2 separate regions of the Homo sapiens genome follow, and region 2 is linked to region 1. Evidence: chromatin loops called from intact Hi-C (ENCODE). Cell type or tissue: heart left ventricle. All regions are shown on one strand. Each heading gives the region's core, and the rest is flanking DNA. Links, peaks and the distances in the headings are about the cores only. Region 1 overlaps CASZ1 (castor zinc finger 1). Region 2 holds the start of CLSTN1 (calsyntenin 1).

Region 1 (15,749 bases), core at 3,422-11,421:
ACTCTCCGACTATGGTGAGTACCGGGCGCGGGCGGGGGAGGCCCGGGGGCCGCGGTCTCGGGCGGCGACCCGGGCGCGGGGCGCGGTCGGCGGGACGGGGGCGCCCCTGGGCCTCGCGGATCCCCCGGCCAGGGCCCCCAAGCCGGGGCCGCGCCGGCCGAGAGTTGCTGCCTTAGTTGGAGAAACTCAGGCGGCGCGGACCCGCGGGCGCGTGCGGGGCCGAGCGTGAGAAGCGGGCGGCGCGGAGGAGAAAGTTTCTCCGCCGCGGCCTCGGCGCCCGCCCGGGACGGGCCGCTCCTGCGGGGCGGGGGACAAGCAGGGCGGGCGGCCGGGGTCCCGCGAGACGCTAACCCCGTGTTTCTTCTCTCCCGGTCTTCCCCTGGTGGCGTTCTGCGAAGAGTTTGGGACCAAGGAGAAGAGAATGGATCTTGGAACAGGTACCGGCCGGTGGGAACGCAGGGGCGGCTCTTTCACTTTTCTTTCGCTTCTTTTACGGAAGTTCTTATTTTTAGCCCAATGAGGTGGCGGCGGGGCCGGGTGGGGGCCGGGAGGGTCGGGCGGCTGCCTCCCGGCGTCCCGGCCTCGGGATCGGCGACTTCTGAGGCTGTTGTTGTTGTTATTTGCCACTTGCTTAGAGGCTGTGACTAATGTGATGCTTGTCATTATGAAAGAACCGAGAGGAGCAGGAGCTGGGGGGCACCCAGAGAGAGGATTTAGGGGGTTTTTGTGGGGTTTTTGTTCTCCGTGTTTTTTGTATGGCTTCGTGTTTTTTTTCTGTGTGTGTGCCTTTTTTTTTTTTTTTTTTTTTTTTTTGTTCTCTGCAAAGATCTTTGTGTGTCTGGCTCTGGGGTGTGTGTTTTTATTTTTTTAGTGGGGGGTGGTTTAGTTTTTGAAAGCAGCGTCCTGTTGGGAAAGGTGGTTAGTCTGGTTTCGGGGCGACTGTCTCAAGGTAAAGGAATTTAATTTATTTGGGACAAGGCTGTGTCGGATGATCAAGCTGCTTATTATGGCTAATGAGTATTTTTCACCTGAGAATCTGTGGGATGAGGTGGCTGTTATCAGTTCAAAGTGAGGGGCCCCGGACTGTCTCCCACCTGCCTCTTTAGCCCCCACCCTAGGGGTGGTGATGGACCAGACAGACTACTCAACGTAGGCATCTGGGTTTGGGGGCCTCCTGTGGGACAAGGCCGGGGGCTCCAGGAGGCCTGGTGCTCACCTGGGGCAGTTTATCCTGATATTTTGGTGTTTTCTTGGGTTTAATCTAATTCTTTCCAGTGTTTTTGCCTTCAGCTCTTGCGGGCTTCCCATGGGCCCTGGCTATTGAAACCAAATTTTGACCAGGACCCTCACGTGCTAGGTTGACAAAAGCAGCTGTCTTCTTAAATGTTTTAAAAGAAACAAGCAGCCCGATCATTCATTGAGACTGATCTCTGAACTCTCCTGGTTCATTGATGGGATAGGTGATACTGGTGGCTGTTAGCGTTGTTGTTTATAATAGGCCCAAGTTCACAGCATCGGCCCTTGGGACCCATGAGCTGATATCTGACCTTCTAAAGGTCAGTGGGCAGAGAGACCGGAGGCAGCCCTGAGGGGATGAGGATGGGTGGCACGGTGGCCGGTGAAGAAGGGCCTGTGTTTGTTGGGGGGAGGTGTCATTTGCAGAGTTTGAGGACTGTGTGACACCAGGTGTGATCTTGGCTGGTCTGACGTGGAGGGCCTGGGGACCTCTGCGCCCGGGAAGGGTGTGACACCCCCTGCTGGGCAAAGTGGTAAAGGTGTCTAAGGCCAAGGCTGCCACCCTGCCCCTCCCTGCCCTCCACTCCCACAGAGAACCTGCCTGCCCCCACCTCCAGTCGGTGTCTCATCACCTCCCTCTCAGGCCCCACCCCCTTTCTTCGGAAATGGGGCCCCCACCCATCCCAGCCAAGAAGCAGACCTCAGAGATGGGCCTGGTGGCAATGCACCACCCCTTACCTGGGGCAGGAGAGCCTCTGCTTGTGGGCCAGCACACAGGACCCAGGCATTGCAGAGCTGGAAGGCAGGCCCTCTGGTCGGCCTCCTCCTAACCTGGGTGCCAGCTGGAGCCAGCGTCCATCCTCCTGCCATCCACCAACCAGTCCCTCCAAGTCTGTCGTGGGGACAGTACTCCAAAGCCCTTCTCTAGGGTGTCCTGACTGGAGCGAGGGCCTCCCAGCCCTGGTAGGAGGCAGGTGGCAGAGCCTCTTGTGGCTTCTCTCCTGGGCCTTAGGGAGACTGACTTCTCCCAGCACTCCAGGGACAGGCTCTGGAAACTTTTCCTAGAAGCTAGAAGGGACCCTGAGGTCAGCTGCTTCCTCCTGTAGCTGGAGTAGAGCACTCCCAGTGGGACTCAGGCCTGGACTCTGGCCACTCAGAGGGGAGGCCCAGGGTGGCAGAGTTCTGACTGTTTCCTGGAGGAGTCATCTGGTGATACCATCTCAGTCTCTTCTTTGAACTTGGAAGTTTCACTTATAATCTCAGAACTTCAGAAGAAAAGCAGTCTTCCCCCCACTTCACCAAAAAAGGGAAGCAGATGAGGACGCTGAGATCCCCTCTGAGCTGGTCCCTGGGCTGACTCCATGCTCATCTTCAGGAGCTGGGAACAGCTCCCTCAACTTCATAGTGCACACGGCATACAGCTGGGGCCATGGGCCTCGTCTCTGGCCGGGGCTCGTGGCTGGTGAAGTGAGGGTCCCTTCCTCTGGGGCAGCGTGGGCAGCTTCAGCCGAGGGCCTCTCTGACATAGTCCAAGGCCAGGGGCGCAGGCCTCGAAGGGCTGCTGGCATCATGGACCCACCATGCCTCCCTGATCGTAGGTTAACATCCCCGCGGCCCCGGACACATCTAGGTCCTGAAGGCCTTCAGCCATGAGGAAGTCAGTGGTGGGAGAGCCAAGCCTTCTCAGGAGGGGACAGAAGGACCTCAGGACCCTCAGGGGCCATGTGGACCCCCTTTCCCCCACCATAGTTCAGCCAAGGGCTGGATCAATCTGGACGTCTTTAGCAATAAAAAATGCCGATGTCGTCCTAATTCACCAGGCCCCGAGATGACAGCAAATTTACATTTTTTAATTAAACTAGCAGCCAGTTTTTATGAGAGGGGGTTGGGTTATGCAAATCAAATGGTTGTGTACGGAAGATTAGGAGAGTTTGGGAATAAATTCCACAAATGCTAATAAAAAAAAAAGGAAAGAGAGGGAGGGAGGGAGGGAGGGGAGAGAGGAAGAGAGGAGGACATAGTTCCATTAGGCCCTTTTAGAGTGATTTCCCTGGGGGAGGGAGCGGGAAGGGGGGAGGGGAGATGGGAGGAAGCTTTCAGACACAGGTACATCCATCCTGCAGTTGGGAAGCTCCCAGGGTTAGGTCCCACCAGGCTGATTCCCAGGCCCTGAACACAGCTAGAAGCCAGGGTGAAAATGGCGGTGAAGCACGGGTGGAGCTCTGAGCAGGCGTTCGCCCTTGACTCGTGGGGATCTGATGATAGTTGCCCCTTCTCTTCTTGAGACAAAGGGGTGGGGCTGTCCAAGGCGCGGAGGAGCCAAGATAGGCTCTACAAGGTCAAGGGCCAAAGAGGCAAGAGGGCAACTTTAAAGGGATGGCCACGGACTGCAGGGGGTGCCGGTGAGGGACAGTGCTGCCCATGTGTCGCTGTGGCTGCAGCCTTGTCGTCGAGGCGGGTCAATGGGAGGAAGCCCGGCCGGTTTCTTTCTCCTTCTGGGGCTCCAGGCCAGGACCCCCTTGCATTGCCAGCAGATCCCCCATCGCAGACAGCCCAGGCCTCAACTGTGGGGAGGCCAGGAAGCGTGGGATCAGAAGCTGGGCCAGGCTGGCTCATTTTCCTGATTCTCAGTAGCCCCATGCTTTGAGAGCATACTGTCTTGAGGTAGGCCGCAGACTTCTTCTAGACGGTGTCTAAGCTGAGAGAGCAAAGAGCTTGGCATCCCCAACCCAGCCCCAGTGTGTGCTGCTCAGGCCCCTGCCCTGAGTGTCAACCACCTTCAGATCAGACCTTCCATGAGCTGCCAGGTCAAGGCCAGAGCCTTGCCAAGTGTGGAGGCTTCTAGGAACCTCACTAGCTCTGGTTACACCTTCGACCTGCCAGGCACCGGGGACTGAGAAGGTTCCTGTGCTGTACTGGAGGAAGAGATTCCACGCCGGGTTTAGGGCAGAGCAGATTGCTCTCAATTTCCTTCCTCCAGCCTTTACTTGGCCAGATACACCCACTCAACCAGTCTAAGCTGGGGCCAGCCCCTGTAGCCAGGTTGGGCACCGGTTTTGCCAGTCTGCTGCAGGGGGTAGGTGCTCTGGGGCCATCTTGGCAGAAAGGAGCTGTCAGAGCCCGGGACAGAATGGGCCATCTCGGAAGTCATGAGTTTCCTGGTACCATTCAAACAGAGGTTTGTGCTGTGCACCGGTTAGTGACATTTAGAGGGACTTGAGCATCAGATGACCTTTAAGATCTTCAGCTGTCTGACTCCCAACTTGATTTTGTTCAGTGGGGCAGTCCTGGCGGGTGGGAGTAGGGGGTGAGTGGACGAGGTGAGGAGCACATTATTTGGACCTTTTCTTTGGTGGAGAGCATTGGAGACAGGCAGCTCTGGGCTGTGAAGTGACCCTTTGAACCAGCCCTGGTTCTAGTTGCAAGACGTCAGAGGAAACTGAGGCTAAAAGGCCTAGCATAGCCTTTCCTCCCCAACAAGAGGCAGAGGCAGAAGGGCAGGTCCGAAAGGCTCCCTAGAGAGACCCCACCCCTGGCCCTTTTTCCCTGGTAGGGACCAGCGAGGAGAACCCATTCACTCTCCTCTCCAAGAAAGGCACTGAATGTGAGTGTTACTCAGACCTCTCTACTGGCCTTGTCGGTACTACTGGTGTTCCCCCAGCCCCCACAGCCCCAGAATCTGGCTGAGCTGCAGCTTGGGTTTTTATGATGGAAAAATAAAATAAATGCAGGCACCTTTGGAGGGCTAAGCCACGCAGCGGCATCTCCTCGTGAAAGTGGCTGCCCTGGCTCAAGGCCGTGCCCGCTGCCTGAGCAGGGGATTGGGTGGGGCTTGGAAAGGCTCTTGGCCCCAACTCCTCTTCTTCCTGGGTCCTGCCAGGTCAGTGGTGCAGCCCCAGCCTCCATCAGCCTCCTCTAGAACGGCTGGCCCAACACTTTTCCAGGGCTCAGCCATTTCTCCACCTGGCCCACCCCCCATGCCCCCAGGCCCCAAGGCTCACCTTCTAACACGGCCTTCCCTGAGCTGATTTTTACACCCTGACCACCCTGGCCGCTGCTCCCACCTCTTCCTCCTTTTCCTCCTTCTCCTCCTCATCTTCAGAGGGGGAAGGAAGTTGCACTGTAGTAATTACCGCCCGTGGGTCCCCACGGCAAGCAGCAGCTGTTCTGGGGTAGCTGGGCCAGGGTACAATGAGTAGGGAGAAGCTGGGAGCAGGAGGAGGGCGGGCAGCCCCAGTGTGCAAAAGAGGAGGGGCAGCCTCGCCGGGACCACCTGTGCAGGGCAGCAGCTTGGTGGTCTAGCGCACACCCCTCTGGCTGCCTGGCCACAGAACAGCACCCTGACACCCTCGACTCAGCAGGATGTAAGACACCCATGTGGGAGGCGAGGCCTGAAACCCAGGAGGCATGGGAGGCTCTCCTGCAGCAAGAGGGACGGAAATGAGGACTGCCCGGGCCCCTGTGTTGGCAGCGTCTGCCTAGTGGAGGGAGAGGAGCGGTCTGCTGTCCCACCAGGCCGAGGAGCCAGGAGCCAGGGACCATGCAGCTTTGTGAAAGAGTGGCCTTAAGGGACCTCCCTCCGCCACCATGCTTTCTAGACTCCTAGCCAGCCCCTTCTCTCTGCGCCTTGTCCTCCCCCTCCCTCCAAGAGCAGAACTCTTGCTTCCCATTTTGCAACCACGTTTTTCTGTCTTTTTCATCCAGGCCACCCAGCTCCCTAAAGCCGGGCCCTCCCTGCTACCTTTCTTGCCCCATGCAACCTTTCCAGCCTCACACCCCGTTGGCCCTGGAAAAAGATAGAGAAGCTGCTGGCTGCGAGCCTGCTGTTCTGGGGCTCCGGGTAGACCTGTGACGTTGCTGTGCCAGGACCCAGCACTCGGACTCATGTGCCCTGATCCCCAGGAGGCCAGGGCCCTTGTTTTCCTCTGCCACGGCTGCTCCTAATGGTGACCATTAGATGGTAGCTGGTGTACTGCCACCTCCTCCCCGGGCCTGGTACGGGCCGGGGCTCACGCCTTCCTGCTGTAAGTGCTGGTGGAACTGATTGATTGATGTGCCTCTTCCCCAAGTGCCTCCCCGGCTTCTTAGTGGGGGCAGAAGGAGGAAGGCAGGAAATGTTGGCCAATTCCCTTGGGACCTGGGTTTTAGCTCCTTGAGAGCTTTCTAGAGCCTGGTTTACAGGAAGGAGCGAGGCTGGGATTTGGGATGACGTGAAAGGGGCAGGGAAGCCCTAAGGATAAAGACAGGAGTGTTGATGGTTGAATGGGACCCACAGTAACTCCTAACCATGACCATGGCCTGGGACTGGGACGTCAGTCTGCTGCCCAGTGGGGACAGGATGGCTGCAGCCAGAGGGTGATCTGGGCCCTTCTCCACTTCCTCCCTTGCCCATCTCCCTCTCCCCTTTCTCTCTCCTCCTGAGCAGACCTCACCACTGCATGTCTGCCCTCTCTCATTCTCTTCCCCGCTTCCGGGATCCCTCCAGCTAGACAAACCCAGGGCAGGGAGTGAGGCCAGAAAGACAGGGATACACCCATACTGAGGGCCAGCCAGGCGCCAGGGCTTCAGGCCTCTGCCCCGGGCGTGGTATGTGGGCCACTCCTGGCCGGGGCATCTGCTCTTAGAATGTCCCACAGGCCTGACTCTGGGGTCTCCTCTGGCCCTTCTGGGCCCTGCTGGTGCTGTAATCACTCACCTGCTGACACCCTTCCTAAAGCCAAGAGGGCTGTCTCTTGATGCCACCTGGCTGAGGCTGGGGCACTGCCTGGCTTTGGAGGAGAAGGCAGGAGCTGGGAAACGGACACATGTTGTGTTTCCAGAGACCAGGTGTTCCCAAAGGTCGCCTGGCCTTTTCTTATGGGGCTCTTTCAGTGATCTAAGGGGGCCTTGGGAGGGACTGCGCTGTGTGAGAATGGGGGACTGGAGGAGCCGGGCAGAGCTTTAGATGGGGGGACCCTAGTGCAGCGGGAGAGCAGGAGGCGTCCCAGAGGCCTGTTGGGAGAGACTCCTGGAAGTTTTGTCACCGGGAAGTGCCTCTTCCCTGCAGCTGTGATCCTCACCGCCCTCTAGCCCAGTGCCTCCCTGTCTGTCACCCCTTCAGCCTGGGAACCCAAGGCCACAGGAAGCCGGGCTGCCTCGCAAAAGGATGACCCGGCTCTCCACTGCCCGGCAGGGGGTGCCCCACGGCATCTGCCCCCCATCCTTTTAGGTGTGGGGCAATGTGGTCAGGACCTGGTCCAGGCCTTCTGGCCACGGGTGGGGGAGGGGCAGCCTAGCGTCCCCACCCCCAGAGGTTCCTTGGCTGAGTTTGTTTGCCAGGGTGACCTGTTTAATCATCTCATTTTCTGGTGGCCGTTTATTCCTCGTTTCCACGGTTACGGCCCCATTAAGGGGAGAAGCAATAAGGCGGTGAGTCAAACAGGTAATAAAAACATGCAGAGCCCCTGTGCACCAAGAGAGGGTGGCGGGGAGGGGCGCAGTGAGCTGAGACGGCCTGGGGGGAAGCCCAGGTGACACCCTACCCGCCTTGTCTTCCAGAGGCCCGAGTGTCCCCAAGACCCAGTCCTCGGCTTAGAACTGTCCCCAGCCCTTGGTCCCCTGGGCAACAGGCTGTCCCAGGTAAAACAGGAAGGAGAAAGGTGAGAGGGGGCGTGATACAAGCCCCCCCAGGGCTGCCCCATAGTTGGTGTGTGACCTGTTTCCAGGCCCCACCTCGTGCTCCCTTGGTAGGGGCGGGGGATGATTTCTGACATTGGTTTGAGCTCTAGAATTTTTTTTCTGCCAACTTTATCAGAAAGCATATTTGTGGTGAGTGCTGCTAACAGGGCCAGTCCAGTGAGTAAATATTCCTGGTGTGGACGGCCCTGTGACCTTGAGAGGGAAGAGTACAGTGGTTCGGCCAAGGGCATGTAAGGAGAGGAGAGGACGGCCAGGCGCCCACAGGCCCCCGTGCTGGGTGGGGGGCCCTTCCTGGGAAGGGGTCAGGTGGGGGCCACGGGGTCAGGTTGGCCCCAGTAGCCTCTTCCCAGCAGCATGGTCTACCTCAGGCCCCAGTGACACCAGCTGGAGCTGGTTTGTGTGACTTGCTGGCTGGGGGACAGGCCAGCAGCTGCCCCTGTGGGCTCCCTTCCTCTGGTAAATGGAAGCTGAAATGAAAGTCAGCCTCTTTCCGGCTCCTCTGAGTCCAGGGGCACGTGCCTCTCTCCCAGCGTCCCCTCCCTGTCCTTCCCAGGAGCTTCCTGGGTATCCCCAGCCCCTCTGCCCTGCCCTCGAGGTTTTTGAAGAAGCAGAGGCAGTGGGCTGACTGGAGTGGACAGGGGGAGGCTGGGGTCTTCCTGTTGCCAGGAAGGGTGGGGCTCAGGCAGGCGTGGCAATTGCAGGCCATGCGGGGCCAGCTTCGTGCCCGGGGGCTGAGGATCAGTGGCTCAGAGAGAAAACAGCGGAGGCCACTCTGAGGGCTCCCGGGTTGGGGAGGAGCCTCCCTTCTCTCCAGTGCCATGCTCCCTGACAAACTCACCCAGGTCTGTGTCTCTGATTATTAATTTCAAAGTTGATTTCTGATGAGAGAGAGAGGGAGGAAGGTGTGAGAAATGGGGGAACCCTTTGGCTGGGAAATGCGTCTTGGGAATGGGCCTAGATGAGTGAATATTCTGATCAAACAATTAAAAATAGAACACGCTACCGAGGCCCCAGCTGCCGAGGTTTTTCAGCAACTGTCACCAGCGGGTTCATGGGGCAGGTGGCACTGGAAAGGAGTTTTTCCATAAACGGCAAATATCAGAGATGACAGTGTGCCCCCCACTTCCCTCCCAGTTCTCCCCAGACTCCCCTCTAGGGCCTGTGCAGCTTCAGGGCCGCCCTTCTCCCCTGCAGGGCCCGGCCGCAGTGGTGAAGTCATTGCCAGATGCCTTGGTAATTGCTTTAAGAATCTAACTTAAAATAAGATGAAAACTTATATTCCTGGGTAAGGAGTAATTTCCAATGTAATAGTAAATTAATGAAAGGATTATACCAGGGGGCCTGGCAGGGAGGCCATGCTCATCTGATAAATGCAAGGGTTTCAGGCAAGACAGCTCCATTCCAGGAGGCTCCCGACCTTTGGTCCAGGTCCCACACTGGGGGTTCCTCTTGGGCTCCCCCGTGGGCAGCTGAGTTGGGAGGACACATTCCATGTGTGCTCAGCGTCCCTCTCAGTGATGGGAACCAGCTTTTCAAAACCTACAGATGGGAGAGGCTCAGGTCTGGCCTCCACGGGCATGAGAGGCCCTGTGTCATCAGTTCACCCAGGAAAGAGAGAATTTCTGACACCCAAGAGTGTGGGCCCCCAGGAGCAGATGCGAGTTAGACTCCAGGCCGAGTTCCCAGCTCTTAGACTGTGTGGTCAGCATCGTGGTGTCTCGCGATAGGATGACCAACCACCCCAGTTTGCCCAGAACTGCAAAGACCCATGTGTGTGAACCCCCTCAGTCCTGGGCAAACTGGGAGGCTTAGTCAGCCCTGTTTGGAGGCAGGAGGATGGGCTACTTGACATGGTCCCACCCTCAGGGTCCTGGAGAGCCCAGGCACCTCCTGAATGGACCATGTCTCTGTTCAGGAGGAGGACTTGCAGCTGGCTCCACTTAAACCCCCTTGCGCTACCAAAACTTGCTTCCAGGCCGCTGCGTTCCACTAGGCGCGTGTGCTGGGGCAGGCATGCTCGTGTCCCCCGCTCCCCGCCCCCTCCAAGGCATGGCAGAGCACTGCTTGGAAGCTTGACCCGGCCTAGAAAAGGGCTTGCAGCTGTGATCCCACCCCTTTAACACTGAGCCTTCTCCCCCCAAACATATCACAGTCCAGACGGGGCTTCTGGAGAGGATGCGGACAAGGGAACCCCCACCCCCAAGCCCCTCACTCCCCCACCACCGTAAGTTTATCAGCGCCTTCCTTCCGAGAGAGCCACACCTAACATATCATCTCTCCTCATCAGTTCCCTTGGAGGAAGACAAGGAGCTGTCCCATTTCCTAAGTGGGGAAGCTGGAGGCCCGGAGATACTGCTGGGTTTGTTCCCAAATGCTAAATGTCAGAGGACTTGGTGCGGGGCGCCCCTGAGCACTGTTCCAAATGGCAGCACTGAGTGAGGACACACAGGCCTCCAGCCCTAGGTATCTACCGTGCTGCCTGGCCCACGTCCCCAAACATCTCTGGCCCCGATGTGTACCCCACCTGTAGTCTGCAAACACATCCCTGGGCTGCAGGGATGCAAGATAAAATGTAGTTGTTGATGCAGATGCATTTTGAGCTTCTGGGGGAAAGCCTCCTTTTCTAGAGGCATCCCGGAGTGCCCATCTTTGCAGAAACGAGTGCTCCCATCTGTCCGCAGGGGAGGGTTGCAGGTGGGTGGAACGCACTCCGACTTGTCTCTGTGGTGAAATGGAAGTGAAAGGACTGGACGCAGAGCCCTTCAGGAAGCATGTCTAACCGAACGGGCATTCTCCTAGGAGACAGGTTCACGATGCATGTTTGCTGGATATGTTTCTGTGTAAGCAGAGACTTGCTGGAAGGGAAGATGGGGACCTTGCCCCCCGGTTCACTGGGAGACCATTTTCAGTTCAGCTCTGCGGTGGGTGTCTCCACTGGCTTTCTTTGCTACTAGAGGTGATGGGGCTGCCTTGGGAACTCCACGTGATAAACTCACTGCTTTGCAGGCAGCTGTCCCAGGTGGGGTTTTAGGCTGGGGGCTGTATTGAGTTTGCCCAGGTCTTTGCTTGGTTGTAATCTGAGAGTGAACCAGCTTCTTTCCCAGTGTAGACCACACTGTGCTTTAGGAGGTGGGGAAGATTTGTGCTGCCCTTCCCCCACACCTACTCCTAACCCAGAGGAAGGAACGTGGGGCAGTAGGGCTGAGAATTCCTAGCCTAAACAACCCAGGAAAGCACGCTCAGAGAGCCAAGCCAGAACCCCAGATGGTGTGATCCGATTGTAACTGGAAGGATGGTGGCTTTGGTTGTTAGATGTTATGTGACCGTTGCTGTTTAAGCAGACAGATTGGTGACTTCCAGACTGCAGAGATCAGAGCGGGCTCTCCTTTATTTATCTTTGCGTACCCGCAGAGTTAGAGGACCGAGTGGAATAGCTAGAATGGACAGGCAGGCCTGGAGAGCCAGGCACAAGAAGCAGGGGGATGACAGGCCCCGGCCCAGCCACACCAAGCGCACCACGCAGGGCCACAGATGGCACCACGCCTCCAAGGGCCATATGGGGTTCCTTTCCCTGGCCTCCCTGATAGGAAGGATCACTTTGGGGCTCCTCGGGAGGCCTTCAGATGGAGCTGAAGAGCCCCTAGGCAGGGCCAAGAGCCCAGAGAAGGAGATGGAGATGTTTTCTATTTCCTGGTCCCTGGGGGGCCCAGGGACAGATTGAGACAGGCTCCTTGCAGGGAAGGTGTTAACAAACAGCAGGTGATTAAACATGACAAGCGGTGACATTTCTGTTCAGGGTTCTCAGTCCCGGCAAAGCCAAGAATGAAGCTATAAACCCTGACATTTTGTGTTATGCACTGAGAGGTTTTTAATAGACCTCGCTCCCTCTTCCCCACTCAACTTCTCTCCCTCCTCTACTTCCCCTCTCGGTATCCACTGCCCCACTGGAAGCTCCTGCCTCCCGGATTCCGCCGGGCCCCCAGGAGTCTTCCGGGGCCCTTGATCCACAGACACTCCTCCCTCTGCCTCTGCAGGGCTGAGTACAACCCTGCCCTCTGCCTCTCCCACTTCACGGTGATATTTCCCGTTGCCCCTTCTCCCCGTCCCGGCACCCCCCACTTCCCTCCAGCCTTCACTGTCTCACCTCCTGTTTTTGGGTCCTGATCTCACAGCCTCACCCTTAGCTGCGGCTGTCCCAGTTGTCTGGGACAGCAGGTGGCTGTCCCTGTGTGTTGTGTTTATAACATTTTCAGACAAACTTGAAAGTGGATGTAGGGAGATGGTGGGGCTTGGTATGGGATTTTCCCCCATCTTTTTTTCAATCCCCTTTTCTCCTTTTGGGACAGGGACAGGAGGTGGAGGGAGAGAGTCGCACTTCACTGCAAACAGTTGCAGGATTTATTCAGAAAGGGACTGGCCAGCAACAGTTGTTCCTCTCGCCGAGAAATGTTCGAACAACTGGGGCCTCTTTTGTTCTCTGGGTAGAGCCCTGTGAAGGGCGTTTGGAGGTGAGCCTGGGGCTCAAGAGGGCCAGAGACCCAAGAGAAGGGGCTTCAGCTCAGTCCCACCCAGGGAGTCCCCACCCCACCCCTCCAGGAAAGGTTCCTGGAGCCCCGAGGGGGTCAGTCCAGAAGCCAGGCCACGTCCCTGGGGCCCAGCGCCACCCTAACGAGCTCCAGAAGCACTGGGTTTTCTGCATTCACTCAGTCAATATTTGTTGGGCCAGACACTGCGCTGAAACAGTGGTCTCGTCCCAGGGATCTTGCAGTCTGGTGAGGCAGAGGTCTAATTAAACAAGTTACTATGAAAGTGCTAAGACTAGGACAGGGTGCAGTGAGGACAGAGGGAGAGGACAGTCCCGGGAGGCTGCCCAGAGAAAGTGAAATGTCAGCTGGGACCCATGAAGGCTGTGTAGGAGGAGGGGTGGCCGGGCTCTGAGGTGAAGGAGCAGTTTCTGCCGCTGAGGGGGCAGCGTGCTGAGGGCCTGGCAGGGAGAGGCGGGCGCTGCCTCACATGGGCTGGCTGGCAGGTGGAGTAGGGTCTGGGCTGTGCCCTTTGATCTCTGAGTGACTGACCCCGTACATGCTCTTCTGTCCACCCTTCCACCATCCCGACCCACCTGGGCCAGGCGTGGAGGTCAGGGTGAGGATGGGGATGAGGGTAATGGATAAAAGACTTCAAGGAAAAAAAAAAAAAGGTCAGGCACGGTGGCTCCTGCCTATAATCCCAGCACTTTGGGAGGCCAAGGCGGGCAGATCACTTGAGGCTGGAAGTTCGAAACCAGCCGGGCCAACATGGCGAAACCCCGTCTCTACTAAAAATTCAAAAAGTAGCCAAGTGTGGTGGCAGGCGCCTGTAATCCCAGCGACTTGGGAGGCTGAGGCAGGAGAATCGCTTGAATCCAGGAGGTGGAGGTTGCAGTGAGCCGAGATTGTGCCACTGCACTCCAGCCTGGGCGACAGAGTAAGACCCTGTCTCCAAAAAAAAGAAAGAAAGAAAGAAAGATGGGGGTGAGGCCCCAGCCCTGCCCCAGTGGGAGGGGGAACACCCGGGAAGTCAGTGTGTGTCCCCAAAGACTGGGGCTGCGTCTGCTTTCCCGCTTCCTAGTCCCTGTTGCTGGTGACTCATTGGTAGTGGGGTGGGACGGAGGCTTCAGACCTGCATGGAGGAACTGGAGAGGGCCCAGCTGGGCTCAGCAGCAAGTCCGTCTGCCCGCCTGCCCCTTCACCTTCTCCACCCGCTGACCTCAGGGCCCAGCCGGGGTGTGGCCTCTTGGACGCCCTCCTCCAGCCCAAAGTTGCCCTACCCTTTGCGCTCTGGAGTGTGACACAGTAATGCTGGAGCGTGCAACACTGCACCCCCTGAGACCCAAAGCCATCCTCCCAGGATCCCTAGGGCAGAGGGGGCAGTGCCAGTAGCTGCTCAGGATATATTTGAGAAACTCAACCAAGCCAGGAGGAGAGGATTTGAGTTCACCTTTAGAGCAGGACTAATGAGGAGCCTGCAGACAGACCTGTGGGTCCCTGGTGTCCAGAAGACAGGCCCTGGGGGTCCAAGTTCAGCTCCTTCCTCCACCCCCAGAGCCGGCCTCGCACCCCCCTCCCCTCCACCATCCCCCGCCGCCCCGCCCCGTGCCATCCAGCCGGAGCCCTCCGGCAGCATCGTAAGGCCTTCTGCCTGGAAGGGGCTCTCCTGGCCTTTAGGGTACTTCCTTCCCTGCTTACTCAGCCTTTGCCCAGAGGTCAGGCCCAGGACACCCCACCTTCACATTGGTTCCCTGAGAAGGAAGCCAGGCGGCATAAAGCCATCACTCCCCTTCCCCAGCCTGCCCCACCCCAGCCTTTCTGCAGGAGCTGGCCTGGGCTCCTTAATGCCACCCCTTCTCAGTCCAGACCCCCTAGAGTCCAGCCAGGAGTCCCCTAAGGGCCAAGGGGCTCAGCCTTCCTCCCTCACTTGGCAGCTGGGTTTGGGACGGGTAATGGGTAGGGATGCTGGAAGGGTAGGGGAGGGGAGTCCCAGGGCTGGGACTTGGCCTGCTGCCCCTGCAGATCCGGAGCCAGGTTTTACTGTAATCCCTACATCCTGTTGCAGATCCTTAATCAGCTGGAGCCCAGGTTGGGCCGGACCCTGTGGTGACACTCGGGGTTGTAGTATGGAAAACCTGAAGTGGAGCTTCCAGAGTTGGGGTTGGGGACTGTGAAGATGAGGCAGGTGGAGGGGAGGAGAAGGGTGCCCGTGCAGGCACAGGATGTGGACAGAGCCCAGACCCACCACCCACTCGACCCAGGCTGGGGGTGGAGGTGCAGCTGTTGCAGGCTGGGAACCAGGACTATGGTATGGGGAGGAGGGGCCCGCGGGGGGCCCTAGGAGAATGCCAGAGTATGTGGGGGCTGCTACATTGCTTGGTAGCACCATCGAGACAGCTGGCCCGAGTCATCCTGATGGTGAACAATGACTCCAGCCTGGAATCGGCAGAGGGAGCCCTGGGTGGCGTTGGCTCCAGGGGTCTATTCTGACAGGGGCCTAAGTCCGGGGTTGGGAGTGTTTCCGCCTGCTGGGAGAGGGACCGCTTCCTGGGGCATGTGGTGCAGATGGCCCAGGAGACCTGTCTGCCTCAGGTTTGGGACTAGGCTCTGTCCTGGAGGCAGCAGGGGCCCTTTGGCAGGGCAGCAGGCTCCCAGGATCAGCCTATGCTTTCATCAAAAGCAGCAGGCCCTGGCGGAGAGCTCTGTGCCAGCCCTGCAGTCCCCTCGTGAATCCTGGGAAGTCGGGGCAGCGGGTACCCCTCCTGAACCTCAGCTCTTCATGGCCCAGGGAGCAGTGATGGAGGAGAGTGAGGGGACACGCATAGGCCAGAGATAGCCAGAGAGCGGAAGCCAGGGGTGGGCTGGCTCACAGCGGGCGGGCAGACGGGCGTCTGTCCTGCCAGGGGCCCAGGCTGGCTCTGCAGACAGCCTCTTTTCTATATGGAAATGAAGAATTTAGGCTAATGGAGCTCAACCATCTCTAATTTTGCGATGGCAGGAGGATTTTGATTGAAAGTAATTAAGCAAGCTAGCTGTAAAATTAATTAAAGCAAAAGGGGGGGATTTTTTATTGGATTGGATAGCGATATAGCGTCTGTCAGGCGGGGGACGGATGGGGGTGACCTGAATCCTCTGCCCTCCCCCCTCCCGCTCGGGACGTTTATGTCACTTTAATCTCCTTACAGCGGCTGCTGTGCATTTGTTTGAAATAATCAAGGAAATATGGTCAGAAATTGTCAGCTTTCAGATCTAATTTACCTGACGGCCCCTGCGCGAGCCGGCGCGGCCCAGGGAGCGAGTGTGCGTGAA
Region 2 (15,749 bases), core at 4,722-12,721, 860 kb after region 1:
GCCATTCTCCTGCCTCAGCCTCCTGAGTAGCTAGGACGACAGGCGCCCACCACCACGCCCGCCTAAATTTTTTTTTGTATTTTTAGTAGAGACGGGGTTTCACCGTGTTGGCCAGGATGGTCTTGATCTCCTGACCTCGTGATCCGCCCGCCTTGGCCTCCCAAAGTGCTGGGATTACAGGTGTGAGCCACCGCGCCTGGCCCGGCCTAGACTTTTCAAAGTACACCCACATATATCACCACCACCACCATCACTGTAAGAGCAATCACCTAACTGGGCATCTACTTGTGTCAAACGCTGAGCTAAACGCTTTATCTGTATCCTCTCACTTAATACAACAATCTAAAGGAGGTATTATTATTATTATTATTATTATCTGGACGGAGTTTTGCTCTTGTTGCCCAGGCTGGAGTGCAATGGCGTGATCTCAGGTTCAAGAGATCCGCCTCCCAGGTTCAAGCAATTCTCCTGCCTCAGCCTCCCGAGTAGCTGGGACTACAGGCGCCCGCCACCACGCCCAGCTAATTTTTGTATTTTTAGTAGAGACAGGGTTTCACCATGTTGGCCAGGCTGGTCTCGAACTCCTGATCTCAGGTGATCCACCTGCCTCAACCTCCCAAAGTGCTGGCATTACAGGCATGAGCCACCACGCCTGGCCCAAGGAGGTATTATTATTTTGCCCATTTTACAGGTGAGGAAACTGAAGCTCAGAGTGATCAGGTTGTCTGGTCTTTTCTGCTAGTAACTGGAACCGAAGTCTATTTGAATCAAGGCCATATAAGACATTCCTCCTTTTTTTTTGTTTTTTAACCACCTTACCCAACAGCCTCCCCCAGTTCCAACATATTATGATAGAGCTATGGATAGAACCCAGGTCTCCTGACTCTAAGCTTGGTGCTGTTTTCTCTGTGCCATTTCCTCTGCAGTGTAGGGGAAGCCGTGACCCTTCTGCCTCAGGCTTTCCCTCCTCTCTTGCTCCTCCCTGCAAACCCAGCCCATTCTCTTGGCACTGGGGTGCTATGTGTGGATAGGCATGTCGTGTTTGGCTTGTGTATCCCCAGAGGCTAGGGATCACGTTTGCCTACATGTTGTGTGTGCTGTATATTGCGTTGGGGTGTATAATTCGTGCTGCAGAATAAAATAGCCGCCGCCTCCCCACCACCACACACACACACAAGGGACCTCCCCCAGCTGCCCATCCACAGAGGGAAGGGGAACATGCTGTGTGTTGCCTTTGGTTTTGCAGTGGGAGGCAGCATGAGCACAAAACCCCAATCCTCATCCCACCTTTCGGGGTGCAGACATGAGCTGCCTGGCCTCTGGGGAAGGTGAGGTTTTCTTTCTCTGGAAATTCACCAGCCAGCAATAGCTGATGCTTCATGCTTGGGAATGCCCTTAGTTCTTCCTTTGCAAATGGAGAGCCATAGAGAGCATTAGAAAGAGTCTGAAACAGGCTGGGTACGGTAGCTCACGCCTGTAATCCCAGCACTTTGGGAGGCCGAGGTGGGCGGATCCCCTGAGGTTGGGAGTTCAAGACCAGCCTGACCAACATGGAGAAACCCCAAATCTACTAAAAATACAAGAATTAGCTGGGCATGGTGGTGCATGCCTGTAATCCCAGCTACTTGGGAGGCTGAGGCAGGAGAATCGCTTGAATCCGGGAGGTGGAGGTTGCAGTGAGCCAAGATCATGCCACTGCACTCCAGCCTGGGCAAAACTGCATCTTAAAAAAAAAAAAAGATGGAGCGATTTTCCTGCCTCAGACTCCGAGTAGTTGGGATTACAGGCATGCACCACCACGCCCAGCTAATTTTTTTATTTTTAGTAGAGACGGGGTTTCACTATGTTGGGCAGGATGGTCTCGATCTCCTGACCTTGTGATCCACCCACCTCGGCCTCCCAAAGTGCTGGGATTACAGGTATGAGCCACCACACCCTGCCTGAAGTGCCCCTTCTTAAGTTAGGGTTGCTGCCACTGCCACAGTAGCTTAAGGCTCCTAGCCATGAACAATAATGGGTGCTAGTAACAGCAGGTGCTGGTTAACACCTGCTTCTAGGAATGGGCCCTGTGCTCTGCTTTTTGCACATCACCTCATCTGTTCCTCACAACCACCCAGTGGGGAGGGCTTGTCTCTGTTTTACAGATGGAGATGCTGAGATTGGAGAGGTGAAGGGCCTTACCCAAGGTCACACAGGTAGAAAGAGGCAAAAATGGCAAAAGGTACAAAAAGGCTTCACTGCAGGCCGGGCGCGGTGGCTCACACCTGTGATCCCAGCACTTTGGGAGGCTGAGGCGGGCGGATCACGAAGTCAAGAGTTTGAGATCAACCTGGCCAACATGGTGAAACCCCGTCTCTACTAAAAATACAAAAATTAGCTGGGTGTGGTGGCGCGTGCCTGTAGTCCCAGCTACTCGGGAGGCTGAGGCAAGAGAATCGCTCACTTGAACCCGGGAGGCAGAGGTTGCAGTGAGCCAAGATCACGCCGCTGCACTCCAGCATGGCCAACAGAGCGAGACTGCGTCTCAAAAAAAAAAAAAAAAAAAAAAAGGCTTCACTGCAGCATTCCATAAAAACAAAAAATTGGAAACGACCCATCAACAGGGGAAAAATATTCCTCAATAAGGGGCACTGATTAAATAAACTCTGCTAAGTCCACGCGGGACAGCACTACGAAGCTAGGAAAACAAATGCTGAGCCGGGTGTGGGGGTTGCACACCTGAAGTCCCAGTGAGTCAGGAGGCTGAGGCAGGAGGATCGCTTGAGTCCAGGAGTTTGAGGCTGCAGTGAGCTATGATCAATGATCACCACTGTACTCCAGCCTGGGTGACAGAACAAGACCCTGTTTTTTTTTTTTTTTTTTTTTTAAAAAAAGACTGTTTGTACTACATACTGCAATGGTATGATCTCCAGGATGTTTTATGAAGTAAAAAAGGCAAGATACAGAGTAGCAGGTATGATTTGCTGCCTTTTAGCTAAGAAAAGGGAAAGACATATATACAACTATTTGCTTGTACTTAAAAAAAAGAAACACAATGGAAATATAAACTAAAAATAGAAGAAATGGTAACCTATAAAGGAAGGAGGATATAGGGAGGAGGAAACAGGAATAGATCTAGACTTCTCTGAACACCCTGCTTTCTAGATATGACTTTGGAGCCATGGAAATATATATATATAATTTTATTTTTTGAGACAGAGTCTTGCTCTGTTGCCCAGGCTGGAGTGCAGTGGTGCGATCTTGGCTCACTGCAAGCTCTGCCTCCCAGGTTCACGACATTCTCCTGCCTCAGCCTCCCAAGTAGCTGGGACTACAGGCGCCCGCCACCACACCCGGCTAATTTTTTGTATTTTTAGTAGAGATGGGGTTTCACCGTGTTAGCCAGGATGGTCTCGATCTCCTGACCTTGTGATCCACCCACCTTGGCATCCCAAAGTGCTGGGATTACAGGCGTGAGCCACCACACCCGGCCCCTATTTTAAAAAAAATTTTTTTTTTTTTTTAGACAGAGTCTCACTCTGTCACCCAGGCTGGAGTGCAGTTGGCTCACCGTAACCTCTGCCTCCTGGGTTCAAGCGATCCTCCTGCCTCAGCTCCCGAGTAGCTCGGATTACAGGCACCTGCTGGGCTAATTTTTTTTTTTTTTTTTTGAGATGGAGTCTCGCTCTGTTGCCCAGGATGGAGTGCAGTGGTGCGATCTTGGCTCACTGCAACCTCTGCCTCCCTGGGTTCAAGTGAGTCTCCTGCCTCAGCCTCCCGAGTAGTAGCTGGGACTACAGGTGCCCGCCACCACATCCAGTTAATTTTTGTATTTTTAGTAGAGACTAAACTTGGAGTTTTGCCAAGTTGGCCACGCTGGTCTCACACTCCTGACCTCTGGTGATCTGCCCACTTTGGCCTTTTTTTTTTTTTTTTTTGTATTTTTAGTAGAGACTGGGTTTTGCAGTATTGGCCAGGCTGGTCTCAAACTCCAGACCTCAAATGATCTGCCCGCCTTGGCCTCCCAAAGTGCTGGGATTACAGGCGTGAGCCACCGCACCCAGCCAAATATTTAATATACTATAAAGCAAAATTAAATTGAAATTTTACCAAAAGGAAGGAAGTGGACAGAAATGGATTTGCACCATTCTGTCCAACCAGAGTCCTTGCTCCTAAGCACAGCATCATTTTCCTTCTCGTTAATTATCCCTTTTAACAGCAACGAAATGACCTGGCCGGCACACGAGAACACAGAGATGAGGCCACACCTTGTAATTTCTGGGGTTCTGAGGGGGACCCTGGTGGTGGTTCTGGGTGCTGCGGTTCTTTCAGTAAAGAACTTCCAGGAGTTTCTAATCAGCTGCTTTCATCAAGATTCTCATAACCTTCTCCTGCTGCCGCTTTCAAGTGGGTTTGTTCCCGAGCACATTATTAGGAAAGCGGCTATAATAACTGCTTACCTGCCTCCGGCTCCGCTCCACAAACACCCGCCAAGCCCACACTGTGCAAAACAGTAGTAACACGCCCGCCTGAGAATGGCTCCGCGGCTCCGCATTGCTGCCTAAGAGCTTTCCTGCATGTGATCTCATTTCATCCTCACCGCAACTCCGGGCCGGGGAACTCATGTCCCCGGTGAGGAAGTCCAGGCTTGAGATCGGCCTCAACAGTCGGAGGTGGCAAAGCCAGGGCTTGCTCGAAGCCCCACCTTCTCACTGTTGGGGAGCAGGCTGACTCCAAGCTGTGGAATCCTGTGCAGGGGTTATTTTGGTATCTGTGGGGTAATTTCACACTGAGGCTAAGTCACCGTTTTGGGTTCAGATGGACATGAAATTGAATCTCAGGGATCCAACTTTCTAGCAATGTACTCTGGAGCAAATTTGGTATTTTCCTCATCTGTAAAATAGGAACAATAAAAGTACCTTTTTTTTTTTTTTTTTTTGAGTTGGAGTCTTGCTCTGTTAACCCAAGCTTCAGTGCAGTGGCGCCATCTTGGCTCACTGCAACTTCTGCCTCCCAGGTTCAAGTGATTCTCCTGCCTCAGCCTCCCAAGTAGCTGGGATTACAGGCACCTGCCACCGTGCTTGGCTGATGTTTGTATTTTTAGTAGAGACAAAGTTTTGCCACGATGGCCAGGCTGGTCTCAAACTCCTGGCCTCAAGTGGTCTGCCCGCTTCAGCCTCCCAAAGTGCTGGGATTACAGGCATGAGCCACTGTGCCTGGCCAAAAATACCTTCTGGAGAGTGTTGCTGGAGTTACAGATGATATGTTATTGTGATATGGTATCAGCAACAGTCATCTCAGAAGGTGCAGCATCTTGGAAAATTTTCTTGTGTGCGCTTCATCTACTGTCTCAGATAGAGTCACTATACATTCAAAAGTACAGATCTTCCTCCACTAGCTAACAAAGTCACCTCCTTATCCTCAAGTCTATGTTCCCAGTTCAGGATGGGCCTGGGTGATGCCTCATTCCCCATGGCTCCAGGGCCTCTGATGCTGCCACTTTGTCAGTGGCTGGCTCAGCTCAGGCAAGGCCCCTCTCCCAGCTAACCATAGCATAAGCCTGAATCGATCCCTGTCTCAGGGCCATTTGGAGGATTAACTAATCCATCATGGGGGAAACCTTTGAAATGTGCCAATGTGGCTGAGGCTATTGTCAGGCAGAGCAGAAACTGAGTTTACTGGTTCCCCCGTTTCCGAGACTTTCAAGCTGGACTCACTCTCATGTGGGTGAAATCCCAGCAGGTGCAGGTTGCACTGAGCTCACCAAGCCGTCTATCTGCCCCACCTGACGCTGGATCTTTTTGACCTATCTCTGTTTCTTTAAGGGACAGTAAGGGTGAGAAGATAAAGGGATCAGGATTCCAGACACTGAAGAGCTTTTGTTTGTGTTTTTAATAGAACTGAACACATTAAATTTCCCCTTTTGGCATCATCAGTCTATGGACTGAAAACATAGTTCTGAGATTATACCTTTCCGATTTTATGTTTTGCAAATCTCGAAGGTCCCTGGAAATCTACAGGGTACATCTTTTTTCACCCTCTGAGATGTGAGCTCCATAATAATAAAACCTAACTCAGCAATTCATTGAGTTCATCACTATTTATTGAGTACCTACTCTGATCGCTGGTATACTAGAAGCACAGAAGCCTTCTTCTTGAAGGGAAAAAGAAACTCATGTATCTAGAAACACCAGGCTCTATGTGGCACTTTCATTTATTTGCCACATAAAGCCTGGTATTTCTAGATCTATGTGGCATCATTTCATTTAATTCTCACAACTCTAAGAAGTACATATTGTTCCATTTCGCAGGTGAGGAGATTCTGAAAGTTCCATAACCTGGCCAAGGTCGTTTGCATTTGCAGAGGCCAGCACTGAAGTCCAGTCCCGTCTGACTAGACCATCTGGGTCCTTCCCACTAGAATACAGTGGGGAGGAGAAAAGGACACTGATGGATTAGTCAGTCGACAGCACAGGCAGCAGATTATAAAGCTGAACTGTTTGGTTAGAGCAGCTCGGGGCTGGAGAGGGAGGGCTGGCAGGAGGACTTCCTGAAGGAGACAGCCCAGAAGCTCCTTGTAAGGACCTGAGGCTTGGGTATGGGTGGAGGAGGAAGTGTGATGTTGGCCCTGGGAGGGGAATGAATAAGAAGAGACAGTGGCAGACAGCATGCCCTGAGGTCAGCTGGGTGGAGGATGGGAAGCCCAGCAGAGATGTCTGGACCTGACGAGGTGGCAGCAGGGAGGCACTCACTGAGTTTATAACTCCAGGAGGGGCAGAAGCAATGGCAACACCCGTCACCAGGGGAGAGGATGACTCAAAGCCTTGGCTGGAAGGAGTGGTGGGTGTGGCTTGGAGCCTGCCCGGGCCAGGCAGGTGCTTTGGGAAGGGTCCAGCCAAGGAGAGTCCGGTCTTCCTCCACGCAGGGGAGGGGGAGCAGGGGAAGGAAGGAGAGACATTAACAAGATGGAATCTGTAGGCTTTGGTGCAGGACGCTTACGGGGAACACGGCTCAGGGAGTTGGATTCCAGATTGCTTTTGAAGCCTTCCCCAGGTCACATCACACCGCTGTTCCCAGCCGTTCCAGGTCTTCCTGTTGACTGTAGGATCAAGTCCATTCCCCCAATCTGACCTCAGTCTACGTTTTTGGGCTCTTTGCCCACTAGTCTCCTAAATAAGTCCTCTGCGCCCCACAAACCAGTCTCCACCCAGCCTCCAGTGCTGCCAGCCTCCTCCACCCCCACCTGGAGCAGTGACATTCATGGATAGCTCCTCCAGCGGTCTCGAAAAATGAACATTTTAGGGTTCCACTTTTTGCTGTTGGTGTCCCCCTAATGCGAACATCCTGTCCTTGAGGGCTGATTCTTTTTACAATAGTTGTCCCAACGGGGGAAGTCATTTCACCTTTCTGACTTAGTTTCCTTATCTGCAAAATGGAGCCAGTAGTGTCTCATAGGGTACAGTGCCTGCACACACGCCCATCCACGGCTGTTCCAGGCCTTTCCTCCACTGCGGGGGGGTGCCAGGGGTCCAGAGGCGAGGAGGAGGGGGCCGCTGGACGCTGGGAAATTGGGAGGACCCCAAGATCCCTGTAGGGATCCACGGTAGAGGGGGAGGGCTTCTCTGTCCTCTCTATCCATTCGGACCTCCGCATTTCTAAGAACCAGCATCGCACCATGTCACTGAGAAAGAGCGCGCACACCAGCCGCCTTTTGAAAGTCACAAATAGATTCCTTCAGTGAATTCAGGACAGACTCCCCGGGGGCAGGTCCCGGGGCGGGAGCCGGTGTGGGTAGTGCTGCGCGGCCCTTAACTGTTTACCAGGCGCGTTTCGCTGACCTCGTCTCCTGGACCCCCTTTCGTGACCCCTCTCAACACCTCTACTGGGGAGACGAGGACCCCGAGGTTCTGGGGGGCGACGCGACCTGCCCGAAGTGACAAGGGTCCTGGGCCGCACTGCTCCGCCGGGGTCTGCGCTCCTCGGCGGAGCGGGTGGGAAGGATGAGTCCTCGGGGTGGAGAAGGAGGAGCGGGTCCCCGGGTACCGCTCACCCGGCCTTAGGAGCCCGGGAGCGCGCGTAGGGACGCGGAGTTGAGGCTCTCCATCTGCGGCCAGGGAAAGGGATACAGTCCCCCGGGCCCCTCCCGGCCGCTCGGAACCCACCCCAGGCGCGTCCCCGCGGGCGCGCGCTCCAGGCGGGGCCGACGGGCTCGGAGGCGCGCGCCCGCTGCCGGGTCCGCCGCGCGCGCTCCCTCCGCTCCTCTCCCCCGCCCCTCCCGGGCCCGCGCGCTCCCAGGGTCCGCCGCGCGCGCGCCTCGCGTCGCTCCCCATCCCCGCCCCTCCCGCCGCCACCCCGCCCCCGGCCGGGTACCCTCGCCGGACCCGAGAGAGAGCGCCGCCGCCATCTTAGTTGCTGCCGCTGCCTTCAGCAAGACGCTGCTCTGAGGCGGGGAGGGCGCCGCGTCCTGAGCGCGCGGCCCAGCGTCACGGCGGCGGCGGCGGCGGCTCCTCCTTGGACCCCCGGAGCTCCCCGCGCCGCGGAGCAGCTAGCCCCAGGCCCCTAGAGCCCCGAGAGCTCCGAGAGCTCCGCTCGGCGTCCCGCGCGCCTCCCTGCCGCTCCCGCCCCGGGCTGGCGATGCTGCGCCGCCCCGCTCCCGCGCTGGCCCCGGCCGCCCGGCTGCTGCTGGCCGGGCTGCTGTGCGGCGGCGGGGTCTGGGCCGCGCGAGGTAAGCCCCGGGGCTGGGCCGGGCCGCTGGGTCGGTGCGGGATTCGGGTCCGGGTGCAGGATTCGGGTCCCGGTGCGGGGATTCGGGTCCGGGTGCGGGAGTAGGGCCGGATGCCGGGATTCGAGCCGGGATGCGGGGAGTCGGGTCCGAGCGCAGGGAGCCGGGTCAGGGCGTGGGGTTCGGGTTGGGGGTCGGGCTCGCGGAGCCGGGGCCAGGGCGCAGGAGACTGTGGGCGCGCGCTGCAGGCGTCCCGGGGAAGCCAGGCTCCGTCCCGGGCGGGGCTCCTGAGCCTGGGCTGCCCCCACTGCAGCCCATGGTGGTGGCTGCGCTGATTTGGGGGAACGTGCAGACGGGCCGAAGGGTCAGTCCGCCCTGCTCAGCGGCGCACGCAGGCTGGGGCTGCACCCCTGGGTGAGATGCTCTGTGTACGTGTGCTCAGATGTGCATCAGGCGGGGGGTGCACGCACAGTTTTGGTGTGTGCTTACATAAGAGCCCACTCCTCCGCATCCCGTTTCCAAGATCCCGATTCTGTGTTGCTGCACCGCGGACACCACGACTTCGCCCCTTTCCGCCTCCTCCCAGAGTCCTTCAGACGTTGTCTGTTTCCAGTGGAGCCGAGGCTGAAACTTAGTGCTTCCCTCCCACCTTTTCACCCAAAGGTGAAATCGCGATGAGATTTGCGACCGCGGGCTCACCCAGTGTTAGAAATCTCCGTCTCTGCTACCCCTGGTGCCTTGGTGCTGTTTTTCTGACGGTCATTTAGACCGTGGAGGGTTAGATGTTCTCTACAAAAACGAGAAACCTCTCTGGTTTTTTAGGATTGTAGGACCGAAATTATTTTATGGCTCGGTGGGAAGTAGTATTTCTTGGCTAATTTATTATTAGCTTTTAACCTTCATCCACTTAACCTTTTAAACCTTGCATGCCTCTGCTATTGACTGGTCTTGCCAACGAAAAGCTTACGCATTGCAGATACAGTATTTGCTTCTGAGTGGATCTTGAAATCGTAAACATTTTCCTTGGCCTTAGAGCAGAGTAATCTAGGTGTAGTCTGTAGAATCTACTGTAGGCTTAAATCTGTTGTTCTGATTTTTTTTTAATCAAAAGAAATTTTGGGGAGGAGGATTGATAGAAATCTAGATGAAATGGTCATATTTGAATTTAGCAAGCTTTTTAAAAATTCTTATTTTCCCTTCCCTGGCGTGACATAAGGAGAGAAGTATGGTGTTCACGAATTAAAGGGCAGAGGCGGCAAATGCATCTTTTGTTCCATGTTCCTTTCTAAACATCGAGGATGATAAACTTTGAATACTTCTTTTATTTCATTTCTAACATTCTGTTGACTCTGTCAAATTCAGATCTTAGTCACTAAGTATCTCATTGCTGGCCATTTGATTTTTAAAAGTAACATCAAGCTAAGTTTGAAATGTTCTTTCCAGATGTGGGTTGGAGGTCTGAAACTCTAATATATCCAAGAGAAATGTCAAAAGTTTTGCTTCTCTTGGGGAAAACCCACACATTTTAAAAATATGTGCTTGGATTGGGTATTTTGGGAACAGTTTAAGTATATTTAGTCAGTGATACCATTTCTTGTTAAAATTGGTGCTTTCTTAAATAGCACCTACATTTGTTAGTCATTATTTAATTGCCTTGGTTACTTAAACAGCATACATTTCAACTTTGAATATCTTCATTACCTGAGACCGACAGAAATCTTGTGTGAAAGGTGTGTTGGCTAGTTGAGTCATTTGTAATTTGCTTTCTCTAAGTTTTTCTTGGTGCAGTTACAGTAGTTCAAGATTCTTAGTCTTCGGAATAAAGACATTTTACACATCAGTTATTCGTATGCATTTTTTTCAGGTTGCAAGTTAGAAAATGTCTTGGAATTACACGAAATGCTAATAAACAATTTCATTTTGAAATATTACAAGTGAATTTCATATGTAAATTTACAGTTTGGAGACACTCTGTGGGCTCGTTTTAAGAGATCATTTCAACTAATTGAATTTTTTACGGCTGTAAGGCAGTACGACATGAACTCCTGTTCATGCTGTAGCTACCTTTAATCATTGTTAATGTTAGATTACGTACAGACTGCTGCAGAAAATGATAGATTTTCTAATATAAATTGCATCTTGACTCTTAGTTTTGTAGAGACCCTCAAATTTTATTTTAATTATAGCTGTAGTTCTCAAAAAACATTGAGTAGAGCTGGGTGCAGTGGCTTGCGCCTGTAATCCCAGCACTTTGGGAGGCCGAGGCCAGCGGATCACCTGAGGTCAGGAGTTCGAGACCAGCCTGGCCAACATGGTGAAACCCCATCTCTGCTAACTATATAAAAATTAGCTGGGTGTACTGGTGGACGCCTGTAACTCCAGCTACTTGGGAGGCTGAGGCAGGAGAATTGCTTGAACCCAGGAGGCGGAGGTTGCAGTGAGCCGAGATTGCGCCACTGCACTCCAGCCTGGGTGACAAAGCAAGACTCCATCTTAAAAACAAATTCAGTAAGCCAAAATATTAGAAGAAATATCTTTGGCATGCCCTGGACGGTCATGTCCTTCAGCTACCTGCCTTCTTCATGGAGATCGGGAAATAGAACAGTGAAGCAGAGAAAATAGAAAGCTTATATGAATATTTAAAAAATGCAACCATGTAATGCATTTCGAAGCCACTTAATACATAAAATTCACTGTTACTTTTCCATTTGCACATAGGCTTAGTGAGACCTCCCCTCACCATCCTATTTGAAATAATTTCTCTTCCTGAACCCCTAAATCCTGTTTCCCTGCAACACTTTTTCTTTTTGCATAGCACTTAGCCCATTCTAACATGCCTTGTTGTTTACTTATTGAATTGTTTATCGTCTGTTTCCCCTCAGTAGAACATATGCCCCAAGATGGAAGGGTATCTGCTTTGCATATGTTTCCCGTCACCAGCACACCAGAGGCATGCCAGTATTGTGTGATTGAATGAATGAATGGGTGGATGGATAACAGCATTTCAGTTTAGACAGCGTAGTAGCTTTGCATCCTAATTTTCACTTTACAGATAAATGCTATATACTGAAAAAAATTACATAGTGTAAAGCAAACTTAAGTTTTTTTTTTGTTTGTTTTTGTTTTTGTGACAGAGTCTCATTCTGTCACCCAGGCTGGAGTGCAATGGCGCGATCTTGTCTCACTGCAACCTCCGCCTCCCGGGTTCAAGAGATTCTTCTGCCTCAGCCTCACCAGTAGCTGGGACTACAGGCATATGCCATCACACTGGGCTCATTTTTGTATTTTTAGTAGAGACAGGGTTTCACCATGTTGGCCAGGCTGGTCTGAACTTCTGACCTCAAGTGATCCGCCTGCCTCTGCCTCCCACAGTGCTGAGATTACAGGTGTGAGCCACTGCACCCGGCCCAAACTTAAATTCTGCAGTGTCGATATGGGAATTCATTAGTGGGTAAATTTTCAAGGATCATGGGGCCAGCCTCGGTGGCTCACCCCTGTAATTCCAGCACTTTGGGAGAACTAGGCAGGCAGATTGTTTGAGCCCAGGAGTTTGAGACTAGCCTGGGCAACATGGTGAAACCTTGTCACTACAAAAATACCAAAAAAAAAAAAAAAGTTCAAGGATCAATTCTGTTGGTTGCAGTATTGGGGATATTAGATCATGAAACTCTGTCTCAGCCTTTGAAGGCTGTAGCTCTGTGGCTACCCCTGTTAGTCCCTTTAAAAATACTATAATTTTCAGCTTTTTTGGGAAGATGGTTTCTTAATTTGTTACCTCGTTTTTTCAGAAGTAACGATGTGGAAAAAAGTCGTTCGAATATAGACCTCAGTATTACCCATAGTCTAACATTTTTAATACTGAAAGTAAATAACATTTATTTCTCAAAGGAGACCTATAACTGCTGAAGAAATAATAAAATACGAACAATTTTGAATATATTCCAATTTTAGAGCATTCACTCGGTTAACTGGAACCTTCAGTTAGCTGGAATTCGTCCTTTGGCTGGATATTTCTTTTGGGAGAAAAAGCATGAAACCAAGCAGTTTTATAGGAATTATTTTTCAAAAGGAAGGTTTAGGAGGTCATAACATACATTATCTGTGCCAGTATTTGATATTCAAGCCAAAAACGCAAATAATATTTCAGTTTTAGTTATGAAGAATATGACCAAAAAATGAAATTTTTGTGGGATATAAAATATTACATTGAAAATAGAAAATGCTGTAATTTCGTAACACTAGCTGCAGGACTTAGTGAAGCTTATTAAACCAAGTCTAAATGTTTAAAATGAGGAAGCTGAGATAGGTTAAAATTTTAGAACAAAGGAAAAAAAGTACTGAGTTATTTTTATTATTGCTTTCTGAGACAGGAAAGTATGTTTTTTAATTTTTTTGGGTAGTTTTCATTTATAAGAGTTGAAACAAAATAGAGATCTGATTATCCTAAAAAACCGCCAAGAGTCTATTTCTTATGTATTCTGGTTGAGGGCTTAGATCATTAAAACTTGTTTTTTTAGTGGGTCTTAATTTGGTGTGAAGACTTGCTTGAAGGGGCCGGGTGCGGTGGCTCACACCTGTAATCCCAGCATTTTGGGAGGCCAATGTGGGTGGATCACGAGGTCAGGAGATCAAGACCATCCTGGCTAACACGGTGAAACCCCATCTGTCTCTACTAAAAAAAAATACAAAAAATTAGCCAGGCGTGGTGGCAGGTGCCTGTAGTCCCAGCTATTCGGGAGGCTGAGGCAGGAGAATGGCGTGAACCCGGGAGGTGGAGCTTGCAGTGAGCCGAGATCGCGCCACTGCACTCCAGCCTGGGCGACAGAGTGAGACTCCGTCTCAAAAAAAAAAAAAAAAAAAAAAAAAAAGAGTTGCTTGAAGAAATATGTCTTTATAAGTGAAATTTAAAATGTTGATTTGCTACAAAATACGGATTTTAGTAGTGTTTCAGGACTACAGATTCAAGATTGGTGGAAATTATTTATGCAATGTCATGTTCGTGCATTAAAAAACAACCAAGGCCTGGCGCGGTGGCTCATGCCTGTAATCCCAGCACTTTGGGAGGCCAAGGTGGGTGGATCATGAGGTCAAGAGATGGAGACCATCCTGGCCAACATGATGAAACCCTGTCTCTACTAAAAATACAAAAATTAGCTGGGCATGGTGGCATGCATCTGTAGTCCCAGCTACTTGGGAGGCTGAGGCAAGAGAATTGCTTGAACTCGGGAGGCGGAGGTTGTAGTGAGCCGAGATCACACCGCCGCACTCCAGCCTGGCGACAGAGTGAGACTCAGTCTCAGGAAAAAACAAAAACAAAAACAAAAAAAAACCCAAACGGCCAGGCATGGTAGCTGACACCTGTAATCCCAGTGCTTTGGGAGGCCAAGATGGGTGAACTGCTTGAGTCCAGGAGTTCGAGACCAGCCTGTGCAACATGGTGAAACCCCATCTCTACTAAAAATACAAAACAATTAGCTGGGCATGGTGGCATATGCCTGTAGTCCCAGCTACTCAGGAGGCTGAGGCTGGAGAACTGATTGAGCCTGGCAGGTTGAGGCTGCAGTGAGCCAAGGTCACACCACTTGCATTCCAGCCTGAGCGACAGAGCAAGACTCTGTCTCTAAAAAAAAAAAAAAAAAAAAGCCAAACTAACAGACCCTCAAAAGTGACATTTTGAGGCTATGCAAAGGCCATATATAGGAACCCTTAAATGGCGACAGCCTCCCCACTGTGTCAGCCTGACATACAATACCCGTCTTTTCCCTAAGAGCTGCCACCACCCGGGAACTAGAATGCTGCTTTCAGTTGTCCCTGATTTGATAGGTTCTTTCTCTCCTATGTTTTAGGTATATTTTTGCTCATTTTTTGATTTAGCTTTAGGATATTATTATTAGATTAAAAATTTTCACAAGATCTGTTACTAAAGTTTTTATTTTTAAAGATTCTTGGCAGAGATTCACGTACTTCAAAGTAGCAGAGTTTAAAGCAGCTTAAATGCCTATAAAACATCTGAAAGTTGGCTGGGTGCAGTGGCTCACAACTGTAATCCCAGCACTTTGGGAGGCCGAGGCAGGCGGATCACCTTAGGTCAGGAGTTCGGGACCAGCCTGACCAACATGGAGAAACCCCATCTCTACTAAAAAATATAAAATTAGCCGGGTGTGGTGGCGCATGCCTGTAATCCCAGCTACTCGGGAGGCTGAGGCAGGAGAATTGCTTGAACCCAGGAGGTGGAGGTTGCGGTGAGCCGAGATGGTGCCATTGCACTCCAGCCTGGGCAACAAGAGCAAAACTCCGTCTCAAAAAAAGAAAAAAATCTGAAAGCTTCCTTCCCATTCCGGAACCCCAATAAGAAGTATGTGATAGCATATCAAAAGAAGAGTCATGTTTTTTCTTTTTTACTTCTTTGGTCAGACATGAATCATTATCTTAAAAAGAATTAATAGAAGTGGCGTCTCACTGTGTTGCTCAGGCTGGTCTCGAACTCCTGGACTCAATCAGTCCTCCCACCTCATCCTCTCAAAGAGCCGAGATTATAGGTATGAGCTACCGCACCTGGCCGAAGAATCATCTTTCAGCCATCTGTTTCGTTCTGTCTGATTCTCCCATGACAAGAACTTCTGTTGAGTCTGCTACTTTTCAAGCCTACCTTGATCTGTACTTTCTCTGAGTCATTGTGTAGGACAAAGGAGGACCACCGGCTGGGTGCGGTGGCTCACGTCTGTAATCCTAGCACTTCGGGAGGCCGAGGTGGGCGGATCATCTGAGGTTGGGAGAAAGAGACCAGCCTGACCAATGTGGAGAAACCCCATCTCTACTAAAAAATACAAAATTAGCTGGGCGTGGTGGCACATGCCTGTAATCCCAGCTACTTGGGAGGCTGAGGCAGGAGAATTGCTTGAACCCAGGGGGCGGAGGTTGCAGTGAGTCGAGATCACACCATTGCACTCCAGCCTGGGCAACAAGAGCAAAACTCCATCTCAAAAAAAAAGACCACTTTTGTCATGCCACTGCACTCCAGCCTGGGTGACAGAGCAAGACTTTGTCT

Evidence for each region. Peaks named below come from ENCODE experiments on the same cell type or tissue, not always from the same donor. Only the 100,000 strongest peaks of a DNase experiment are listed, where the experiment ranks them.
Region 2: a loop joins it to region 1, with 7 times the contacts of the local background. A loop is called at or near these places in 10 of 110 quality-filtered maps.

What each region holds. Positions count from the first base shown.
Region 1 is chr1:10,678,562-10,694,310 of GRCh38, reverse strand. It overlaps CASZ1 (castor zinc finger 1), which reads left to right. Exons shown (of 21, transcript NM_001079843.3): 4 at 399-437. The coding sequence starts at 422. Among named protein-coding and RNA genes, the nearest start is that of CASZ1, 110 kb to the left of the region's middle. RefSeq lists silencers at 183-272, 7,685-7,979 and enhancers at 6,989-7,589, 7,590-8,189, 13,936-14,725, 14,726-15,515. In heart left ventricle, for the core only: a CTCF peak has its summit at 7,447 (motif pointing right); no DNase peak of the experiment used is centred there; H3K27ac peaks cover 6,398 bases.
Region 2 is chr1:9,816,598-9,832,346 of GRCh38, reverse strand. It overlaps CLSTN1 (calsyntenin 1), which reads left to right and starts at 8,382. Exons shown (of 19, transcript NM_001009566.3): 1 at 8,382-8,704. The coding sequence starts at 8,614. RefSeq lists enhancers at 6,672-6,731, 7,792-8,508 and silencers at 8,121-8,180, 8,201-8,250, 8,421-8,570, 8,581-8,660. In heart left ventricle, for the core only: no CTCF peak of the experiment used is centred there; DNase peaks (open chromatin) are centred at 7,790, 8,356 and 8,906; H3K4me3 peaks cover 2,849 bases; H3K27ac peaks cover 1,248 bases.